Regions from separate parts of the Homo sapiens genome. Here regions 1, 2 and 3 are each linked to region 4. A link is a contact called in ENCODE Hi-C or POLR2A ChIA-PET data. All regions are on one chromosome and are shown on one strand. The core of a region is the stretch at or near the end of the contact, and the rest is flanking DNA. Distances in the headings are between cores, read along the strand shown.

Region 1 (5,193 bases), core at 1-2,500, 1.9 Mb after region 4:
GGGAGTTCCCCCGCCGGCCGCGGAGGGGCCGCCTCCCCCCATGGCCCCGAAGCGCTGCTGAGCGAAGGACGAAGACGACGAGGAGGCGGAGGCGCTGGAGGAGGGAGGCGGCTTGGAGCCGGCAGCCGCCGCCGCGCCGGAGCCCGGAGTGCCACCTCTCGGGGAGCTCAGCGCGTAGGCCGGGGCGGGCGGGGGGTAGGCGCTGCGGTTGGGGTAGTAGGAGTTGTACTGGTGGTTGGGGAAGCCGTGGTCGTGAGAGTTCTGCTGGGGCCCCGCGTAGGGCTCCAGGCCCCCGCCGCCGCCGCTCTGCAGCGCTGCCAGGCCAGGGCTTTGTTGTCCGCCATGTTGTTGGTGGAAGACGGCGGCCGCGGCGGCGGCGACGGCAGACGGGCTCCGGCCGTAGGGTTGCCCGAAGCCGTAGGCTGGGGGCGGCAAGGCGGCCGCGGCTGAGTGAGGAGGCGCCCCCACCCCATCGCTGCTGCCGCCACCGCCGCCGCCGGGCGGCTCCGTGAGGTTATTGTTCAGGGCGGGCCTAGGGCCCGCGTTCCCGTTCGAGTTCTTCAGGTCCGGCTCCGCGCCGGGCCCGCCGCCGCTGCCGGCTCCGCCGCCGCCGCCACCCCCATTGCTCTCGGCCCCGTCCTGCAGCTCCTTTCCCAGCGGCTGCGGCGGCCCCACGGCGGGGCCCTCGCTTTCCTGCCCGGCGGCTGCCTTCATTTCCCCGCGCTCGGCCGCTGCCGCCGCCGCCGCCTCGCCCCCCGCCTCCTCCCGCTGCTGCTGCTCGGCTTTCTTCAGCTCCGAGGGCGGCGGCGGCGGCGGGTTGCCCAGGCTGCTGGCGGCGGCGGGGGCGACCTGCGCGGCCATGATCCCCGCTGTCTCGTCCGCGGAGAGACCCGGCCCTGTCTTCGTCTTCTCCCCCCCTCCCACCCCGCCCCGGGGCCCAGTCCCCCGGGCTGCCCTCCCCACCCGCCCGGGCGGGCCTCGCGGGGCTCCGCTGCTGCGCTGCGCTCGCTCCTCTCCCCCCCGCCCCGCCGGCTCAGGCTCCGGGCTGGCGGCGGCGGAGGAGGAGGAGGCGGCGGCGGCGGCCGAGGCGCCGGCGGCTCAGCTGCTCCCGGCTCTGTAGGCTCGGGACCCGGCTCTCCCGGCTCATTCCCCCCAAGCCCTTGCCTGGGAATGAGGGGGGCGGTGGAGGCTCCGCTCCCCAGGGCCTGGCCCCGCTGTGACTCTCCGCTTTCTGCTGCCGGAGAAAGGAGGAGGGAGGGAGGGAGGGAGGCGAGGGGGAGGGGGCGGGGAGGGAGGGAGGGAGCGGGGGGAGGGGGACCCGGGACGGGCGGGCTGGAGGGCGCGCGGCAGCAGCCGGGGCGCCGGGAGCCAGAGTCAGAGCGCGGGCCGAGCCCGGCGCCCTGCCTCCCCTCGCCAGCTGCGGCTTGGGTCGAGGCTGCTGCGCGGCAGCGGGCGGGCGAGCAAGCGGTCGGCCGGACTGAGCGGCTAGAGCGCCCCACTCTCCTCCGAGTCCCCCTCACTCCGACACGAGGCTCAGCACTGCCATTTTACCCAGCGCCGTCGCGGCCGCCTGGCAAACCCGGAGTGGAGAGCGGAGCGGGCGCAGGCCGTGGAACGGACTCGCTCCCTTCCCTTCACAAAGGAGGAGGGGAGAGAACAAGCCGCGGCGGCGGCAGGCCCTCAGCCGCTTTCGCTAGGCAGCGCCGCCGCCGAAGGCTTCGGAGAAAACCCGGCCCGGAGCCCGCGCATCTCTGGAGCCTGCGCCGCCTCCCTCCCGGCGTCCCTATCCAGGTCTGTCCCCTCCCGGCCGTACCGAGGGGAGCGGGCAGCGTGAACTTTACCCGCGGCTGCAAAATTGGCCAGAGCCTGAGACCGCGGCCGCCTCGGCCCAGCCCTGACCCCCTGGCAGCGGGCCCGGTCCGTTGGCTGCTGCTTAGCACCTCTACAGCACTTTTCGTCTTCAAAGCCTTCTACGGACCCCGCTAAAGACCCAACCTTTTTTACCCTCTTTGCAAGCCCGAAAGAATGACTGATCATTGTTCAGACGATTCGTTTCCCACTCGCCTGCCCTCATTAGCCGGTCCTTACAAGGCTCTGGGGGCATGAGGTCCGGATTATCCCCATTTTACAGAATTGAAAGAGAGGGGAGGGAACTGCCTGTCACTTAAAGTCAGAGGGCAGAGGAGGGTGACTTTAAAAAGAAGTGGAGTCACCAAAGCTGCCTTCGGTCTACTTGCCTTTAAAAAAAAAAAAATCAAGTTGTGAGCACATTCAACAATGGGATCAGAATATCAAAATGGATTTGAAGTCAAAACTGATCATCTCACCACTAACTTAAAATGGAGGCCACTGAAGTTGCTTTAGGAGCATAGAACAGTTACCCAGCAGGAAAACCTAAACACCGTTTCTCACTCCCTCTTAAGAAAACTTAGCCTACCATGACAAGTAGCCCCAGTCTCCAAAGACAGTACCTTCTAATACTGAAAACCCACAGAAGAGGCTCCAGGGACTGCAGGAACCTGAGTGTTCAAACCATTACAGAAGAGAGATGCAGAAAATGGAAACCATTTTCTCCTTGAAGAAAAGGCACAGTCCAACAAGTCACTTAGAAAATGGATGCTTGTCAGATTTGTTTTCTATCCTGTAGCGTAAAGATTGTTTAAAGTTTACCATTACATTCTAAGAGACCCCGATTGAGCTGGAGTTGGGTAGAAGGCCAGGTTTATCTGAAAAGATCGACATACACAGAAAGCTCCAGTGTTCTCCTGATCTACAGGCCCCACCAAATCCCAGCAGCAGCCTTTTCTTCCTCAGGCTGACTTGGAATGTTCTGATATGACAGGCTACAAAAGCCAGAGGGGATTCCAGCTCCTCACCAGACCCAAGGCTGCCTTGGGAAAGGCCCAGGCCAGTGTTCCTAGACACCAGGATCTCTTTTCCCCCTCAGATTTTGTAAAGGGAGACTTCATGGCCACAGGAGCATTATCTTAGATTATGCAGGACCCGGGAGTGCTGGCAATGTCCCTGGTCACTATGAATAATTCCAAAGCCTGAACTCATTTCTCTCCCCAAGAAAACTTACTGCATCCTACACCAGAAAGGCAAAACCTTCCTGTTAATCTAAGAGTGATGAGATTTAAAAAAAAAAAAAATCCCACAGTTTTATTCTTCTCCCCTCCCCCGGCCTCAAGCCAAGAACCAAACCAGCCTACCAAGAAGATCCGACTGACTGGTATGGGCCAGTGCCCTCTTTTCACTCACAGTCCTCAGGGGCAACAACTCTCCCCGGTGCATTAGGTCCTAGAAACCAAATTATAGGCTGCCTCATAAATAGAGCTTGGCTATTTAATCAACTGCCCCTGAGCTGGCAAACAGTCCTGAGTCCTGCACACAAATGAGGATTTTTTTACATGCCATTACTCTGCCATTTTCCTTAGAGCTGGGGTGTAATGGGAAACCTGGAGCCCAGTGAAAATCTGGAAGCTAGAATGGATTTCTCTCCAAAGAAAGCCCTCATCCCCTTTCTTCAATGGCTGTGAAATATGGAAAGCGCCAAAAATCTCCTTCCCTACACGTGGGCAAGCTGTTTTGAAAACAGTCACCATTTTTCTCTAGCAATAAGGTAAAGTGCACAAAAATCTATCCACCTGGGTTGGAGGAGATAATGTGGAATTTCTCTACTTTTTTTTTTTTTTAATTCACTAGGGTTCTCTTCCACTTTTACTTTTAGAGCCCCACACCACGATCCCAGGAAATGTTGGGCTGAGGGAACTTTTTTAGAAACTGGCCCATCAGCTTTCCCTAGGGGCAGTGGCAACGGGAAAGCGGGGGAGGGGAGGAGCTGGGCACGTGGCTGGCCCGAGCAGCGAGACCCCGGCTGGGGGCAGTGGGTCCTCCCTTCGGTGGAGTTTTTTCCCCCACGGCCCCTGCCTTTTAACCCCACACCCAGGCAGCTCAGGAATCCCGGCGCAGATTGGAGAACTAGGACTAGGACAGCGCTACCCTCGCGAAAGCACCTCGGCCAACAGCCTGATGGCAAATATGGACTGAATCGTTGACATGGAAACCGGACTAAAGTCTCGCTAGCTCTCCCTCACAGGAGAGTTCTTATCGCCGTCCCCGACCGCACGGCACTTAGCAAACGCGGACTGGATTTGAGGCCTGGAGGATCAGGCGGAGTTTCTGGGCGTATTAACTCCAGCGGCAGAGCAGCCAAGGAAGGGGGCAGGGCTGCCAGGACAAACCGGCTGAAAATGGCAGAGGATGTGCTCCCATTTTATCCGGCTGCACAGCGTGCATGGATTGGGCCCGAGGACAAGGGAACAACCTATTAAAATCCAGAGAGTCAACTGCAAAATGTGGAACCGAGGCCTGGAGGGTTTGCTAGGAGAGGGAAACGTTTGCAGGGAAGACAGCCCTTCCTTTCTCGCAATTTGCTTCCCCTAAATGTCTGAAATACAAAACTCAACAAACAAACAGAAGATCGGGCTCGGCTCCTTCCTCCACCCAATCCTTGTGGGAGAAGTCGTCTTAAGCCCAGGGACCCTAGCGAGGGTTTGCTTAGATTCCTAACTAAGGCGTGGAGAATCGCTGGAGCGCCAGGTTGTTGCCCCCACACGTTCCCGCCGCGGAACAGCAGCAGACACCCAGCAGAGCTCTCTCGAGTGCGAACTGGAGCTGCGAGTTTGAGCAAAAGGGCAACTATGTCAGTTGACGGAAGCCAGAAGCAGAGTTCAAAGCCTGGCGTGGATTTCCGTCTGGAGCTGTCTGTTCTTAAAGTTTGTAACTCCGTGTTAAGAAACAGCCCCAGCGGAGGCTTTGGGATCGGTGTGAAAGTCTAGCACTACCATCTGACAGCGAGCTGCAAAACTTTGGGCTGCATATTAAGCGAGGAAAGTGGATTGAAGCGAGAGTCAAGGCAATTCATTATGTTACCGGCTCCCATACGGGAGCTGTAAAATACGAACTGGATGCACACACGGAGAAAAATGGAATGAACTCGGAATGGCATTCAACAGCTCTTCGCGGTAAAACTGTGACTGCCAAGGATCTAGAATCCCAAAGGAGCAAACCAGGAGGCCTCAAACTTGGTTGGCACACAATAAATGCTTTTCTAGATCTTTTCCCCACTCATCTCAAACTCTTAAGCAATTTGGGGTCATTTATATTTCAGAATAAGGAACACATTTTGAG
Region 2 (5,154 bases), core at 2,649-5,148, 1.8 Mb after region 4:
TTTTAAGGCTTTTTAACTTTTTGGTCAGTTTCCTTATCAGGCCACTTCAAACAGTAAAAACAAACAGGATAGGAGTGACAGTCACAGATAAACAGCCCTAGCCTGCAGGTGGACACGTTTAACTAATCTCGAAACCCAGCAGAGTCTGCCATGCCTTATGTAGTGGGAAAGGAGAGAGGAAAGTTTCCACAAAGGGACCAGTTATGAGCCTCAGAGAGAATGGTACAGGGATAAAAGGTACACATCATTATGTGAATCTAACATCCCTAGGGTGTTGACATACATTCAACAACATTCATTCATTTATGAACATACTGAGCTAGGCACCAAGCACTGTGCTAGGCAGCAAATAATTCATATATACGTGATATTTTATTAAAATGTGTATCAAGGGGAGCCTCGGAGGGAAAAGGGAGCTGCAAACGGGCAAGTGCACTGAGAGTTGTGTGTGGGTGAGGCAGGAAGGGCAGGCACTCGGGGGAATAGGAGGAACTATTACATATCCAGATGGTTTTAGGACTTGCACATTGCCACGTTTCTCCCACTCAACTGACACAATGCTCAGTCTCCTAGTAAGGGGACACAGGGCAATACTTTGAGCTGTCCCACCCTATAAGCATCTCTGGTTACGGAACATCACAGTCTGTTGGAGAGACCACTAGCTCAGGAGTTAGGAAACATGGGGTCAAACTCCAGCCCTTCTCTATCTTGCTATGTGGCTTTGGGGATGTCACTTAACCTTTCTGGGCCTCTGCTGCTTCATGGGTAAAACAAGATCAACAGACCGTGTTTCTAAGATTCCTGACAACTTTTCAGCTCTAAAGTCTATGTCTCTGTGGTTCCAACCACATGGAGGGGCACACCTGAGAGGTGGAAAGGAGATGGGGACACTTCTTACTGCCTAGTCCAGTCATGTAGCAATAGCACATTCAGGACAAAGGATGGGAGACTGACCTGCAGCATCAGAGTCAGGATACGGCAGCTGACTGCAAACCTCAGCACCTCCTTCCGGGATGGGTCCTGGGGCCACATCCTTTCACCACCAGGAATTCAGGGGTGTTGCTACCAGGATTGAGCTCCCTCAGGCCTCTAAACCCCAAAGGAGGAAAATGTCACACATCGAGTGAAAGCAAATTCTTGAAAGCATTCGTCACTGGAACCTCCCCTCTCAGAATTACTATGACAAACTTAACCAACCACCTAACTTCCCAGATGAGGGGAAAGCATCTTGACAGCAAATGGGTTCAGTAGGTGTCACTGTGAAGCCCTGAACTGTCGTTGGTAAAGTTCCATACAGCTAAGCAAGTAGCTGGAAAGCTAAGGTCACAGAAATCTTTTAAAGCCTATTGGATGCACTTCTGCAGGAACTAAAGATCTGGGTTCAACTCCTGACTCTGTCACTTACAAGTTCTCATTAGTCCCTCTGAGCCTCAGTTCTTTATATAAAAAATGGGAGCAGACTTTTTTTTTTTCCTATCTCACAAAATTGTCATGATGGTGAAACAGACCAAAGTGTGAAGTTCTACTCAAATCTGTGTTGTGGTTGCTATTATTTGGCGTGTGCCCTTTTCCTCTTGCCCAGAATAATAAACTAGGTCCCAAACCAGAGTCCCCAAAGTGGGGCATAAAACCATACTAGAAGACCATAATGACTCCACACTCTAGCTTAGCTCTCTGATGTGTGTTCAGCTGGTCTGTTAAATTAAGTGGGGAAGGAAAAGAAAACCACCACTCAGCAGGACCTCAGCCAGCTCACACTGCTGAAACAAACTGAGGGTGAAGACAGAGTAGACTACCAGGGATGGAGAAAACTGTTATTTGCCATCTCTTTGTTGGGATGGTAGCAACGTATAAACAATCGCAAAGCCACTCCGAGGCAGGGAATGCACCTTAAGGCATCTTTTATAATTCCTTGAGCTAAAAGGAGTCATAAAGGCTCCTCAAGAACTTTCAAACACCAGCCTGGGAAATTTGAAAGGAAAGCAAAAGCATCAGAGGCAGCTCATCAATTTGGGATGAAGAACTATGCCTAAAAGGAAAAAAAAAATTTGAACTGAGAAATTTAAGGAGGACGGCTGGAAGACTCTTTTTCTTCTCTTATCTGGCGAATACCTAAAAAACCTGTATCACTTGTTTCTGGAATTCTCTGATCCTCACTAGACAGTGTGCTATGCCCTCATTACATTCTGCCCTATTGCCGTTATTGCTATTGCTTATTTAAGTTGCTAAGGGCAGGGGCTTTACATCACAACTATATCCCAGGGCCTAGAACACAAATAGGCATCTTAAACCTGTGTTCTGAATGAATGGAAGTGGTAGGGACAGGATACAGCATCAGCAGTTCACTGACTCTAGATATGAAATCAGTGCCCCAAGTATTCTTCCCATCATATCTCATGTCAAGAGCAAGACGACAAAGTCACAGAAGCCACAGGAAAATAAAATTTCCCCAGAAAGGGAGCCAAGTTGGCCAATGGCAACAGTACTCTTTCCTTGGCACAAGGGGGCGCCTGCTGCTTACTCCATCGCCAGGAGGCCTGGAGGAAGGGAGGGGCCCCCAATTCCACACCGGTTGGCTCACGAAAATTCGGTTCAAAGGCAAGCTTCTGAAAGCCCCAGACAGTAACGATAGTTTGTGAATCTAAACGTTTCCAACGTATGACTCGCTGAATCGAGAGAAATCACGGAAATGGGCATACTCAACCTCACGCGGCTACTCCTTCCCTATCCTAGGGCGAATTCACTCTTTTTTCCTCTTCCTTGGCTTCCCACGCGCATGCAGAAGAGAAGCTGGGATCAGAAAAGCACCTAACCCACCTCTGCCACTTGACCATGCTTGCATTCTTCCTTTCCTCTCTCGAGTCAAGCTCTAGCCTCAGCGACTACAGATGTGTGTAGCCCACACTTTGCTTACAGGTAAACCAAGTAAAAACAAAGCTAGTCAATTCTCCCTCTCAGCTAATTGCCCACCTCACTTCCCAACAACCCCTTTGCCAAATCACAGACTCTTAACTGGCAGGACACTTACAGATCAACTAGTTTCACTCTTCAAAAATTTTCCCGTGAGATAAATAGGCTCCAGAGATCTCATCAGACACTGTGAGGCTAGTATAATTACCATCGCCATTTTATGGATATGGAAACTGAGGCTCACTGGGGTCAAGTGACGTACCCAGGGCTACTTAAAGAGGCTGTCATGTTTTCTGCTTCTTAAACCTCACGGTACCAGCCCGCATCCCTCGCCAAAGGGTACGCGCCCTTTCCGAGCCAGGATTATGACCCAGGTCACCCAAACGCCTAGCCCAGTACTTCCATGCCGCAGCCTGCCCTTGCTAGGTATGCTTAGGGTAGTTGGGCCCTATCTGAGAATCTGGGACATCCTGTTGAACGGCAGCTCTGGACCCTCTGGGTAAGACTAACACCCCCTGCGCAGGCTGGAGAAGTCGCTCTGACCCAGGGTCCTCAGAGCCAAAGGCCTCGTGGGGGCTGCCTTCTGTCAGCCCAGCCGTGTCCGCAACCCGTTTCTGGCCGGCTCCTTTTGGACACAGTCCCTTCTGGGTACTAATCATCCACGCTCACCCCAGAGGGGCCACGGCCCAAGGACCACTCCCGAGGGAGCCTGCAGAGCCCCACCAGGCCACAGGGCCGGAAGCAGACGAGGGCGGGAGGCTGGAAAGGAAGAGGCGGCGCCCGAGGCTGCTATGGCGGAGGGGCGGGGCTCCCCGCTTCTCCGGGCGTCTGTCTCATTTCTACCGGCTTCCATTTGACAGCTTCCCTCCCGCCAGAACTCCAGGGCTCCCAAGCTGGCGCGGGGTCCTCAGCCCCTGCCCGTCCCGACCTCCCCGGCGGGGACCGAACCTCAGCTCCTCCATCCGGGGCCCACGCGGCCCGCGCCTGCGCGCTGGCTCCGCCGACGGCGTCCCCGCCCCGCTCCTGCCCGGACTTGGAGCAGCCCCGCCTCCCTGCGCGGCGGCCATGTTGACTCCGGGCGAGCGGGATGGGGGTCGCCGCTCGGCGCCTCGCCTCGTAGCACCTTCCCACCTTGGTGACACCTGAAGAGTTCTCTCGCACTTCGCTCTCCTTCAAGGCCCCCCGCCACCCCGCCTTCAAATAGTGAGCGGAGGCTGCTGTCTCAGAGTCAGTGCTCTTGCCCCAGCTCCCGCTGACGTTCACTGAGTTCCCGGTGTGGGCCGAGGCTCTTGTAGTCGGAGGCTGACCCGCAGCCTCTTCACAGAAACCAGAGCCGCGCTCTTCCTGCTGTCAGGCAACAACAGCTCAGCACAGGGCCTGACACACAATAGATGTCCTCTGAATAGCCAAAGAAAAACATTCTTGGGGTTTCTGTGGCCGGCAGCGGCACCCTGCGTCCTGGGTGTGAAGAAAGTGGGGGATCCCCCTGATTTTCCCCTCCTCTATCTACCAGAGACCTTCTGTCCTACTTTAGTCCTCAGCCCCACCTCAGGTGGCTAATGAGGATGGTGAAGAAAACCTCAGAGAACACCCTCCAGGGCTCCTTTCACCTCCCTCACCCAAGCAGTTTCTCTCATAGGAAGTGGGGCCAAAAAAAGAAGAAAAAAAAAGAGGCGAACTCAACAAAACCGTCTATTGGGGGGAGCGGCCAGTTTGTACCCTTGTAACGGAAACTGTTAGAACAACTTTGCACCCTCCTTAAAGGAAACAGATGATAAATCCTTCTCCGTTGGTGGATTTCTTGTTTCTCAGGATTCCAAAGCCTTATGTGGTTTCAGTTATCTGCCCTCCAAACGAAGCCAGGGGCCGGGTTAGCCTCTGGCCACAGCCTGGCTCAGGGAGGGGTTTATCTTCTGCAACGGCTACTCATGTGGGTGGGAACAAAGAGATGGTTGCTACCTCTCCAGGCGAAGACCAGCCCACATCAGTCTGTGGGGGCCTGGGACTGTATCTCTTGACTCTGTAACTCATTTCAGGCCCTGAGACCTAAATTGCCTTCAGATATCTGTTGTGTGCAAGGTGGAGAAAAGGCAAATCATATTTAGTCGTTGTGTGTTGGAGAAGGGGGAAAAAATGGAGTTTCATGGCCCTTCCCCCAGGTTTTTCAGTGCCACGCACTTGTTCTCAGCTCCAGAGGCCTGTGAGTAACGTGGCAAAGCCTGGGGACACACTTGTGACTGGGGC
Region 3 (5,859 bases), core at 877-3,376, 1.2 Mb after region 4:
GCAAAAGCACGATCTTGGCTCACCGCAACCTCCACCTCCCGGGTTCAAGTGATTCTCCTGCCTCGGCCTCCTGAGTAGCTGGGATTACAGGCATGTGCCACCACCCCGGCTAATTTTGTATTTTTAGTAGAGATGGGGTTTCTCCATGTTGGTCAGGCTTGTCTTGAACTCCTGACCTCAGGTGATTCGCCCGCCTGGGCCTCCCAAAGTGCTGGGATTACAGGCCTGAGCCACCACGCCCGGCCCCTGTTATTTTCACACTAATATTTTATTTTCTTCACAGCACTCATCACTATCAGGTGCTCTTTTATTAGCTTACTTGTTTACTGTCTATCTCCTTCCACTATGACTTAAACTCTCAAAAGTCTAAAGACCATATCTCCTTTATTCATCACTGTATATTCGCATCACCTAGAACTATCTGGGAACACAGGGGTCACTTAGCACATGTGTTAGAAGAACACTGAATGAATTAATGTGCACATTTTCCTAAGATTTTATTTCACTATTTATTTTGAGACGGAGTTTCACTGTGTTGCCCATGCTGAAGTGCAGTGGTGCAATCTCGGCTCACTGCAAACTCCACTTCCCGGGTTGAGGCGATTCTCCTGCCTCAGCTTCCAGAGTAGCTGGGATTACAGGCACGTGCCACTATGCCCAGCTAATTTTTGTATTTTTAGTAGAGACGGGTTTCGCCACGATGGCCAGGTTGGTCTCGAACTACCTACCGATCCACCCTCCACTGCCTCCCAGAGTGCTGGGATTACAGGCATGAGCCACCGCGCCTGTCCCAATATTTTATTTTTAAAGAACAGATTTGGATGCTCTTATATGCATAAGTACTTGAAAACACAAAATAATTCAAGTATTTTAACATAATTCAAAAACTACGATCTTTTTAGAATCAGCAACACCTAAGGCCCCAAATGATCCCTTCTCCACATCACCACTGGCTGTTATTGATAGCGGAACAAGCTATCCCATCAGGTGAGAGTGGATAAGATGTAGTGCAAAGAGCAAGTTAGATCAGAAGACTGAGCTCTTCATGCCTTTGCTTATTGGGGTGCGAACCTGATCAAGACACTTAATGCTACAAGCAGCTCAGCTTCACCATCTGAGAAGATAACCTACCTTAGAAAATGGATGTTTAATTCTGATAAAATGGGTGTTTAAGAGCTTGGCAAACTATCCAGCACGGTGAGGAGGGGTTACGTTTATCAGCTGTCAAGGTTGAAGCAGGAGGGCAAACCACCTCTCCCCATATGAGAGCTCCTCCCAAAAGGCGCCAAGTAGTACCAGAGCACCTGCTTCTCCCCTGACAAAGGCTGATGTTACAGAAAGAACTTTGGTCTGGGAGGCAGACAACCTGGGATCTAAACCCAGTTTGCAACTGAGATGGCACGTGAGACAAAGGGTTGGACTCTCAGATCTCTGGGGGCCCTTCCAATGTTGACATCCCAGGATCTCGTGTGGTCCCAACCAAACTCCCACTCTTGCTCCCAGACCCAGCAGTATGTCTGGAATATGGTAAGCGACCAGTAAGCATTTGCTCAATGAGAGAATAAACCAGTGAATTAATAAAAATGTCTCCTCAGATCCGATAAGGGGCTCCCTCTTCTACACACTCACAGCTCGAGTCTCCCAGCCACTTGCCCTTTCCTGCTGGCCTACAACTCTCTCCCTGGCTACACCAGGTGTATTGAGAGCAGGGAGCGTGTCCCAGCCGTGTGCACAAACTGGCACTACATGGATGGCGGGGTTCTGGTGACTGGGCGAGGCGTGCGGGCCAGACCCGAGGAAAAGGCTTGCTGCGCGTTGGGGCCGGAGGCTAGCCCGGCCCGACTCCGGCTCTCCCTGGGCCCTCCTCGTCCCCAGGCGGATGCCGGAAGAGACTCACGTGAGCACCGGGATGGGCGTCCACACCACGCAGTAGGGGAAGCGACTCCGTTCCACATCCATGGCGACGCCGCCGGAGCCTTGATATTGCTTCATGTCCGTCTCGGCCGCCGTCGGCGCCTCCACTTCCGCCATCCTGGGCGGGGGTGGCGGCGGCGGCAACAAGAGCAGAGAACTCCCTTCCGCTTCCGCCATGCGGCGCGCGCCCCGCTCCGACTGGCCCCGGCTCTGGTGCCGCTCGTCCCCATGGCGTCACTTCCCGGAGATGGGGTCCGCCCCGCTTGGCCTTCCCCCGGGAATCCGAGCCGCGTTCCTCTGGGCCCGGCCAGCCCCGCCCCACTCCCTATGCGCCTGCCAGCCCCGAGTCTTTGCCGCTTATGCCCCGCGGCTGCAGAAGGGATGCTCTCAGGCAGTTCGCAGTCTAGCGCCGGAGACTTATAGAGAACTCTAATTCAGTACGCTGAGGGCTCCTAGGAGGTGTGGTACAGTCGCTATTTATTGAGCACTTCTTAGGTGCCAAGCACTTGACATGAATTGTTTCTAATCCCCATAAACTAATTAGACATCCAAATTAGGTATTCCCTCCTGTTACAGGTGAGAAACTGAGGTTCAAAAGGTGAGAGACCACGATGCAAACCCAAGTCTTTTTTTTTTTTTTTTTTTCTGAGGCGGAATTTTTTCTCTTGTTGCCCAGGCTGGAGGGCAATGGCACAATCTCGGCTCACTGCAACCTCCACCTCCCAGGTTCAGGCGATCCTGCCTCGGCCTCCCGAGTAGCTGGGATAACAGGCGCGTGCCACCACGCCCGGCTAATTTTTGTATTTTTAGTAGAGGTGGCGTTTCACCATGTTAGCCAGGATGGTCTCAAACTCCTGACCCTGTGATCCGCCCGCCTTGGCCTCCCAAAGTGCTGGGATTACAGGCGTGAGCCACCGCGCCTGGCCCAAACCCAAGTCTTATACCTCCCTTGCCCTTTTCATTCTGTGGCCCTCTCACGAGGTAGTGGTAGCATAAAGGAAGACACACACAGTTGTGTGTGCGCACGTGTGTGTGTGTGTGTGTTTTATTGTATATACAGGGAAGACTTGCTGGAAGATAGGATATTATTGAGTTGAGTCTTGATGTTTGCCATGTGGCACAGGAGTGGAAGTATGAGTGCAGCGGTACAAAGAAAGGAAGGCCGTGCAGAGCAGTGTGTGCAAGAGTGTGAATACTTACTGGAGTAAATCATAAGCCTTAGATGTGATCCAATCCCTTCATTGTACAAATGGGAAAACGGGCTCAGGGAAGTTAATTGTTTGAGATCACACACAACCATAATTAGAGAGAAGCCAGGCTCAAATGTTGGAGACTTTTGGCTTTTTAAAGGATGTCAAGACAAAGAAAATGAAGTCTACTGGGGTCTACTGGGGTGGGGAGGGGAAGTTGGGGACAGCCCAAAGTCAGAAGGAAGGCTGCCACTAAAAATCAGCCTTAAAGAAAAAAAAAAAAGAATAAAAAGAGTAATCAGGTAAAGGAAGGTATGGACAAATGCACTCAGGAAGTTAGGAGCTTCCCATTTGGGGAAGGTCCTTCTTCCACTGAATTACCCTCCCTCAATGCTGATCTATGGAGAGCTTGCTGTCCTGTTTGTAGCACCTAATATTTTCATGTTTTTTTGTGGGGGATGTCTGTCTCTGCTATAGAACTCTAAGGTCCTTGACTTCAGTAGCTGGCACAGTTCCTGGTGCAAAGCATATGCCCACTAGATGTTTACTGATTTATTAGGTGATTGAATAAATGGATGTTTTATAAAGACCTCAGAGATTCGCAGGCATGATAATGATTACAGTGGGTTAGAAAATGATTCTAACCCACTCCAAATTCTTTGAGCACGTTTGTACCTCTCCTTGACCCCTGTGCAGTGTGTGATCCTTGAAGGGCAACAACCAGCATCCAGCACAGGGTTTGGAATAGATTAGGTGTGTAGTTTACAGTTGTTGAGAATAAATTACATGACTTCTTGATTCAATCACTGTAGTTATCTAATCTCTTCTGGACCACAGGCTGTGAGGAAGGTCTGTGCCTTAGACATCTCCCTACCATGACTGTCAGCCCATAATTCTAGCACAGGGTTGCTGGGTACCCTTTAAACATTTATTGTAGGTATTGATGAATAAACAACCAAAGTAAGTCTCTCAGGGCCTGCCACAAGTTTGGTAGTACTAATACACGTACCACATTTAATCTGCCAAACTTCAATGGCTTCCCGTTGCACTTCGTATGAAACACAAATATCTTACTATGGCTCACAAAGCCCTGCACCATCTGGACCCATGCCCCTTCCTTATTTACTATACTACAGCCATCCTGGCCTTTTCTTTCAGTTCCTCTCATGCACTCCTTCATATTCCAGGGACTTGGCACACACTGTTCCCCTCTGCCTGAAATACTACTCCTATCTACTTAAAGCGGCTAACTTTCATTCTTCCAGTCTCAGATCAAATATTACTTTCTCAGCCCATCCCTGGTCTCCCAATCTAAATGAGAAAGCCCCCATTAATCTCCTGTTCTTTTTCTTCATAGCTTCTTTGTAGCTATGTACTATTTGCCTCCCCCACTTGACTGGAAACTCTATTTGTCTTGCTAACGTGTGTATACCCAATGCCCAGTATAGTGCCTAGTGCATGGTATTTGTTTAATCAATATTTGTTAAATTGAATGAAAGGCAAATACTTACAGGCTTGGTATCACGTGCTGGTTACAGTCTAAACGCAGGAACCTGCTACCTCTTGGTGTCCCAAACCTTTTCAATGGGCTTGGGTTGGTGGGAACAGTGCTCAGGCAGAGGATCAGACCACAGAGCCCTGGCTCCTTTCCTAAGGTCCACGTCATCCTACCCTTGGCCTAGGCAGCTGCAGAAACGTGGCATGAGGAGGGCCGGGTACCTGGAGGTAGAAGCCAGATCCTCTGGTGCCTGTCCCACAGGCTTGCCCCGCACCACAACCCATCCACAAGATTTTTTTTTTTTTTTTTTTTTTTTTTTGAGACAGAGTCTCACTCTGTCACCAGGCTGGAGTGCAGTGGCACAATCTTGGTTCACTGCAACCTTTGCCTCCTGGGTTCAAGCAATTCTCCTGCCTCAGCCTCCCCGAGTAGCTGGGACTACAGGTGCGCAACACCACACCCAGCTAATTTTTGTATTTTTAGCAGAGATGGGGTTTCACCATGTTTGGCCAGGATGGTCTTGATCTTTTGACCTTGTGATCCACCTGCGTCAGCCTCCCAAAGTGCTGGGATTACAGGCATAAGCCACCGTGCCCGGCCTTTTTTTTTTTTTTTTTTTTTTAAATAATGGATTCATCCCTGCAGAACACTCCTTCTCACATATACACCTTGGTTCTCTCACCCAATTGTAAGAGTCTCTCTGGCCTGTGCCCTGGACTCCTCTGCTGTTGCTTCCTTATCACCCATAAACAGATGGGAAATCTCCATCAAAGACTAATATTTCCTTCCAGGCTCACAGGATCACAGCAGGGTCCTGGAGGAAGCTCCTGTTATGGCTGAGCTTGGGACAGGATTGATAGGTTTCAGAGCTATCCCTCCCCCAACACACACCCCAACCTAAAATAGGAATGACCATCTGGATCCACTTATGGGTTTGGCTGGGGGAGGGAAGGATGCCAGAGCTGAAACTGTCAAGCTGGGAAACCTTTGAGGGTAAGATGCTGCTTGTTTGAAGGGTGAGCTTGGGGCATTTCCTCTCTTGGTGGGAGTCAGCGCACCCCCTCAATTGGCCCCATGTATAAGTCCCCAGGACTCACAAATCTCCTCTTTCAGGATATCTCGCTCCTGGCATTCAAGGCCCCTCATGATGCCCTCAAATTTTCCTTCCAGCCTCATTTCTCACAGTCTCCTTCGGGACTTGCCTGGAGTTAGCCTCACTGGCCTGTTTGCCCTTCACAGAACAAGTCCTGCACTTCA
Region 4 (5,438 bases), core at 1,713-4,212:
CCCATCTCTACTAAAAATACAAAAAATTAGCCTGGCGTGGTGGCGGGCGCCTGTAGTCCCAGCTACTTGGGAGGCTGAGGCAGGAGAATGGCTTGAACCCAGGAGGTGGAGCTTGCAGTGAGCCGAGATCGTGCCACTGCACACCAGCCTGGGCCACAGAGCAAGACTCCGTCTCAAAAAAAAAAAAAAGAAAAAAAAATGAGAAAGGTTACAGAATGAATTTTCATACCAGTAGCTGATTATCTGGGGTTTTCTGCTTAGAAGAGCAAGAAGAGAAATATTTAGGTGGGCACGATCTACCAGTCAGAAAAACCTTTTCCTAGGTAATGGGGTTCTGAATACACAAAGTATCTTTCAAATGTCTCATCTCTATTTTTAAACCATTTGATGTTTTAGCAAGCCACATGTAGTAGAGTACCGAGAAAAGAGTGGCTGCTTGGAGAATGGCGTGAACCCAGGAGGCGGAGCTTTCAGTGAGCCAAGATCGCGCCACTGCACTCCAACCTGGGTAGTGACAGAGCGAGACTCCGTCTCAAAAAAAAAAAAAAAAGGAAAAGAGTAGCTGCTTGATAAACACTGACAAATTGATAATTCCCTAAGGAAAACTAAGACCTCAAAGAGAAAGAAGAACATGGAGGCAATAGAGAACCTCTATCTGAAAATACGCATTTGGTTATGTTTACTTATTTATTGTCTCATTCCCCACTAGAATGTAGTAAACTCCATGAGCAGGGGCTATATCTGGATTATTTCAGCCAGGAATGTATAACAGTAGAACACAGTAGTATCTCCACAGATAATTTTTTTTTTTTTTTTGAGATGGAGTTTCGCTCTTATTGCCCAGGCTGGAGTGCAATGGCGCGATCTCGGCTCACTACAACCTCTGCCTCCCAAGTTCAAGCGATTCTCCTGCCTCAGCCTCCCAGGTAGCTGGGATTACAGGCATGCACCACCACGCCTGGCTAATTTTTGGTAGAGACAGGGTTTCTCCATGTTGGTCAGGCTGGTCTCCAACTCCTGACCTCAGGTGATCCACCCTTCTCGCCTCCCGAAGTGCTGGGATTACAGGCATGAGGCACCGCACCCATCCTCCACAATTTTTTAAATGAATGGCATAAGAGTTAAGGGCCCTCATGAGCTTTCAGGATAGACTCGAATTCAAGTCCTGACTTGTTATTTATTATAACTCTTTTTTTTTTTTTTTGAGACAGAGTCTCAGCTGTCGCCCAGGCTGGAGTGGAGTGGAGCGATCTCGGCTCACTGCAAGCTCCGCCTCCTGGGTTCACGCCATTCTCCTGCCTCAGCCCCCCAAGTAGCTGAGACTACAAGTGCCCGCCACCATGCCCAGCTAATTTTTTTTGTATTTTTAGTAGAGATGGGGTTTCACCGTGTTAGCCAGGATGGTCTCAATCTCCTGACCTCGTGATCCGGCCTGCCTCGGCCTCCCAAAGTGCTAGGATTACAGGCGAGAGCCACTGCGCCCGGCTATTTATTGTAACTCTTCAAGTTATTAAGCCTCTTCATAATAGTATTTACCTACCTCAGAAGTTTCTGAGGTTTTAAGGAGATAATGGATGTAAACTGCTTATTACTCAGCAGATCGTAATCTGACTATACTTACTGAGCATATGCTATATGCCATACACTGTCCTAATGATGAATGTGAATTAACTCATTTAATCCTCACCATAACTCTAGGAGGTAGGTGCTGTTATTTCCATTTTTATACTCAAAGTGAATGAGACAGAGCAGTTAAGTAACTTACCCAAGGTCATAGAGTAGAAATAGCTTTCAAACCCAGTCTCGCTTGAGTCCTGCGTTTTTTGTTTTTTTGTTTTTTTTTTTTTTGAGACATTGTTTTGCTCTTGTTGTCCAAGCTGAAGTACAGTGGCACGATCTCAGCTCACTGCAACCTTCGCCTCCCGGGTTCAAGTGATTCTCATGCCTCAGCCTCCGGAGTAGCTGGGGTTACAGGTGCCTGCCACCACACCCGGCTAATTTTTGTATTTTTAGTAGAGACGGGGTTTCACCATGTTGGCCAGGCTGGTCTCAAACTCCTGACCTCAGGTGATCCACCCACCTCAGCCTCCCAAAGTGCTGGGATTACAGGTGTGAGTCACAACGCCTGGCAAGTCCTACCCTTAAGCTACATGCCATCCTTCCACTCATTGGGACCTCAAAATGTTAGCTGTTATAATTTTACAGTGACTATTACTAGGGGTAGTGAGAAGCCATGACTACGATGTTTACATTCTCGTACATGACAGCTGCAACGAGATGTATTAAGAGAGACCTGAGATGAGACTTACCCAGTGAGGCGGTTTCGGATAATTTTGACGCTCATTACGGTCTCCCCCATGGTGGCAAAGGCTCTGGAGATGAAGTTCTCATCCATGTAGGGTTCCAGCTGCGTAAAAACAAGAGCACAGCGGCTCAGGCCGGCGGCCGGGCTTCCCACTCCGGGTTCCAGAGCCCCTCCCGTTCAGCCCAGGGCTGGCTACGCGCCGCTGGGGGAGCGAGGGGCGAGGTTCGCCTCCACTGAGCGGCCTGAAACCCCAGCTCTTTTGGTTCAAGCTTGCCCCGCTTTAGGGAGCCTCCCCTTGGACCTAGAAACCCCACTCCTCCGGTCCCAGAACAGCGCGCCTCAGTCCTTGGATTGCTCCCATTCTATGTCCCCAAAGCACCACCTTTCCCTCCCACGAACCCAGGTGGGGCCCCAGGACCCCTAGCCTCACGGACTCAGCCTCTTCACTTAGATGCTGGAACCCGCTTCTGTGTCACCAAAAAGAACCCCCGTCACACGTCTCCCCTTTCTGGGATCCCAAGTCCCCTCCCACTCAGATCCTTCCTCTCTCGCGAAACCGAGATGCTTCCTTGTCTTCAGACCCCGGACGGCTGCCCTCACTCACGTCGCCCATCCACAGGCTGGCCGCCATACCCGCGCACCGGGGTGGGGCTTTGCGGGCGGGGCTCTGCGGGCGGGGCTCGAAGGCCCGCGCGGGCGCCAATCCTGGCTGCGGAGACCGCTACAGAGCATGCGCCTCCGACGGCTTCTGCGCAGGCTCCCGAGCGCAGCGGCCCGGGTCGGGCAGTGTGTTCAGCTCCGGGTTTTTCCTGCAACCCACTGGGCGCTAGGCTTCCGGATCGCGGTGGGCGGAGTTCAGGCTGGAATGGGGCGGGCCAGATACCACCTGGCCCAGGCGGCTGGGTTACTTGGGTTTATTTCTGACTTTATATATTTAGAAAACAAACAAAACTACACACACACACTCGTCTGACTTTATATAGAAAACAAAACCACACACACACAGACACATATAATTACAACATTAATATATGCTCGTTAGGGCTGGGCACGGTGGCTCACGCCTGTAATCCCAGCACTTGAGGAGGCCGAGGCGGGCGGATCACGAGGTGAAGAAATCGAGACCATCCTCGCCAACAGGGGGAAACCCCCTCTCTACTAAAAGTACGAAAATTAGCGGGCGTGGTGGCGAGCGCTGGTAGTCGCAGCTACTCGGGAGACTGAGGCAGGAGAATCGCTTAAACCCAGGGGGCAGAAGTTGCAGTGAGCCGAGATAGCGCCATTGCACCGCAGCCTGGTGACAGAGCAAGACTCCATATATATACATACACACACACACACACATACACATATATATACACATATATACACATATACACACATAATACACATATACACATATATACACACATACACATATATATACATATATACACACACACACACACATATATATGTATGCTCGTTACTTGGGTTAATTTCTGACTTTACATATTTAGAAAACAAACAAGGCCGGGCGCGGTGGCTCACGCCTGTAATCCCAACACTTTGGGAGGCCGAGGTGGGCAGATCACGAGGTCAGGAGATCGAGACCATCCTGGCCAACATGGTGAAACCCCGTCTCTACTAAAAATACAGAAATTAGCCGGGTATGATGGTGTGCACTTGTAGTCCCAGCTACTCAGGTGGCTGAGACAGGATAATCACTTGAACCCGGGAGGCAGAGGCTGCAGTGAGCCGAGATCGCGCCACTGCACTCCAGCCTGGGCGACAGAGTGAGACTCTGTCTCAAATTAAAAAAAAAACAAAAAACAAAAAACATACACACGTACACACACACACAAACACACACATAATTACAACATTAATATATGCTCGTTGTAAAAAACTGCAGATACAAGTGCATCCAAAAAAGTGAAAATATCCCTCCGGACAACCCGGTTCCACTACCTCCCTATTGTTACCAGGGGTTCTTAGGCTCTCAATCCAACAGAAATTAACATGAGGCCAAAAAAGTTTTCCCAGACAAGTCTTCATTGGAGCTTATGCCTGGGTATAAGGGAGGCAGCACAAGAGAGCGAGAATTCCCTGACTCTCCGAAAAGAGCTGGTTGAGATGTTTTATTGGGCAAAGCACGGAAAGTGATATCAAGTGTAGGGTTTACAGGCTGGGCAGGACAAAGCTCATGAGGGTGGGGTATGAAGGTCAGCATATCCTGTTGTAATGATTATCTTTTTTTTTTTTTTTGAGACGGAGTCTTCCTTTGTCGCCCAGGCTGGAGTGCAATGGCACAATCTCGGCTCAGAATAGCTAGAATCTAGCCTCCTGGGTTCTAGCTATTCTCCTGCTTCACCTCCTGAGTAGCTGGGATTACAGGCGCCCACCACCAGGCACAGCTAATTTTTGTATTTTCAGTAGAGACGGGGTTTCACCATGTTGGTCAGGCTGGTCTCGAACTCCTGACCTGAGGTGATCCACCCACCTCGGCCTCCCAAAGTGCTGGGATTACAGGCGTGAGCCACCCATCGCGCCCAGCCAATGATTATCTTTAGTACTGGGCTACCTGGTAGTTTGGCTGTCAGCAACAAGGCTGTAAATGAAGTTTTCAGCATTTCTTCCTGAGATGAGACATTCCACAACCTTGGTTGGATAATTTGGATCTCCTAAGGCCAGATCCTAGAATTATTTTTATTTTATTTATTTATTTATTTATTCAGTTGGTCAGTCATTCTGAGAGAGGGTCTCTCTCTGTCGCCCAGGCTGGAGCGCATTGGCACAATCTTGGCTTATTGCAGCCTCAAACTCCCGGACTCAAGTGATCCTCCTGCCTCAGCCTCCAGAGTAGCTGGCACTACAGGTGTGCACCCCCACAGCTGGCTAATTTTTTTTTTTTTGCAGAGAGGAGAGCTCACTATGTTGGCCAAGCTCATTTTGGACTCCTAGGCTCAAGCGATCCTCCTGCCTTGGCCTCCCAAAGTGCTGGGATTATAGGTGTGAGCCACAGCGCCCAGCCTCTTTTTTCTTTTCTTTCTTTTTTTTTTTTTTTTTTTTTTTTTGTTTGAGACGGATTACAGCCACCTGCCACCATGCCTGGCTAGTTTTTTTTTTTTTTTTTTTTTTTTTTTATTTTTAG

Evidence for each region. Hi-C counts contacts between places; a loop is a spot of excess contacts on that map. ChIA-PET counts read pairs that join two places held with the same protein, here RNA polymerase II (POLR2A). Pooled maps may share reads with other maps.
Region 1: a loop to region 4 is called in a map of endothelial cell of umbilical vein, with 9 times the contacts of the local background. The contact joins the promoter of ARID1A here to the promoter of TRNAU1AP in region 4. A Hi-C loop is called at or near these places in 3 of 168 maps with a recorded cell type or tissue (endothelial cell of umbilical vein and naive thymus-derived CD4-positive, alpha-beta T cell), 2 of 37 single-sample maps with no recorded cell type and 14 of 50 pooled maps.
Region 2: a map of CD8-positive, alpha-beta T cell shows a loop between it and region 4 (18-fold over the local background). The contact joins the promoter of PIGV here to the promoter of TRNAU1AP in region 4. A Hi-C loop is called at or near these places in 1 of 168 maps with a recorded cell type or tissue (CD8-positive, alpha-beta T cell) and 5 of 50 pooled maps. POLR2A ChIA-PET finds 5 or more read pairs at or near these places in 1 of 52 experiments (T-cell).
Region 3: a loop to region 4 is called in a pooled map, with 12 times the contacts of the local background. The contact joins the promoter of TMEM222 here to the promoter of TRNAU1AP in region 4. A Hi-C loop is called at or near these places in 1 of 37 single-sample maps with no recorded cell type and 4 of 50 pooled maps. POLR2A ChIA-PET finds 5 or more read pairs at or near these places in 1 of 52 experiments (PC-9).

Annotation. Positions count from the first base shown.
Region 1 is chr1:26,692,072-26,697,264 of GRCh38, reverse strand. ARID1A (AT-rich interaction domain 1A) reads right to left here and starts at 1,250. Exons shown (of 20, transcript NM_006015.6): 1 at 1-1,250. The coding sequence starts at 861. LOC124900417 (translation initiation factor IF-2-like) reads left to right here and starts at 860. Exons shown (of 2, transcript XM_047439473.1): 1 at 860-1,048; 2 at 1,300-5,193. The coding sequence starts at 860. The coding sequence ends at 1,986. It overlaps LOC101928728 (a long non-coding RNA gene), which reads left to right and starts at 3,134. Exons shown (of 1, transcript NR_135804.1): 1 at 3,134-5,193. RefSeq lists silencers at 1-236, 287-616, 987-1,146, 1,237-1,566 and enhancers at 545-1,480, 1,481-2,417, 4,250-4,349, 4,066-4,580.
Region 2 is chr1:26,786,694-26,791,847 of GRCh38, reverse strand. PIGV (phosphatidylinositol glycan anchor biosynthesis class V) reads right to left here and starts at 3,898. Exons shown (of 4, transcript NM_017837.4): 1 at 3,580-3,898; 2 at 955-1,089. The coding sequence starts at 1,032. RefSeq lists enhancers at 2,322-2,451, 3,259-3,458, 3,146-3,972, 4,019-4,458, 4,979-5,128 and a silencer at 3,759-3,968.
Region 3 is chr1:27,318,430-27,324,288 of GRCh38, reverse strand. TMEM222 (transmembrane protein 222) reads right to left here and starts at 2,126. Exons shown (of 6, transcript NM_032125.3): 1 at 1,898-2,126. The coding sequence starts at 2,091. It also overlaps the pseudogene ACTG1P20. RefSeq lists enhancers at 1,071-1,617, 1,769-2,118, 1,618-2,165, 2,166-2,712.
Region 4 is chr1:28,550,609-28,556,046 of GRCh38, reverse strand. TRNAU1AP (tRNA selenocysteine 1 associated protein 1) reads right to left here and starts at 2,962. Exons shown (of 9, transcript NM_017846.5): 1 at 2,910-2,962; 2 at 2,310-2,407. The coding sequence starts at 2,936. RefSeq lists silencers at 1,656-1,950, 2,883-3,022 and enhancers at 3,173-3,232, 2,956-3,250.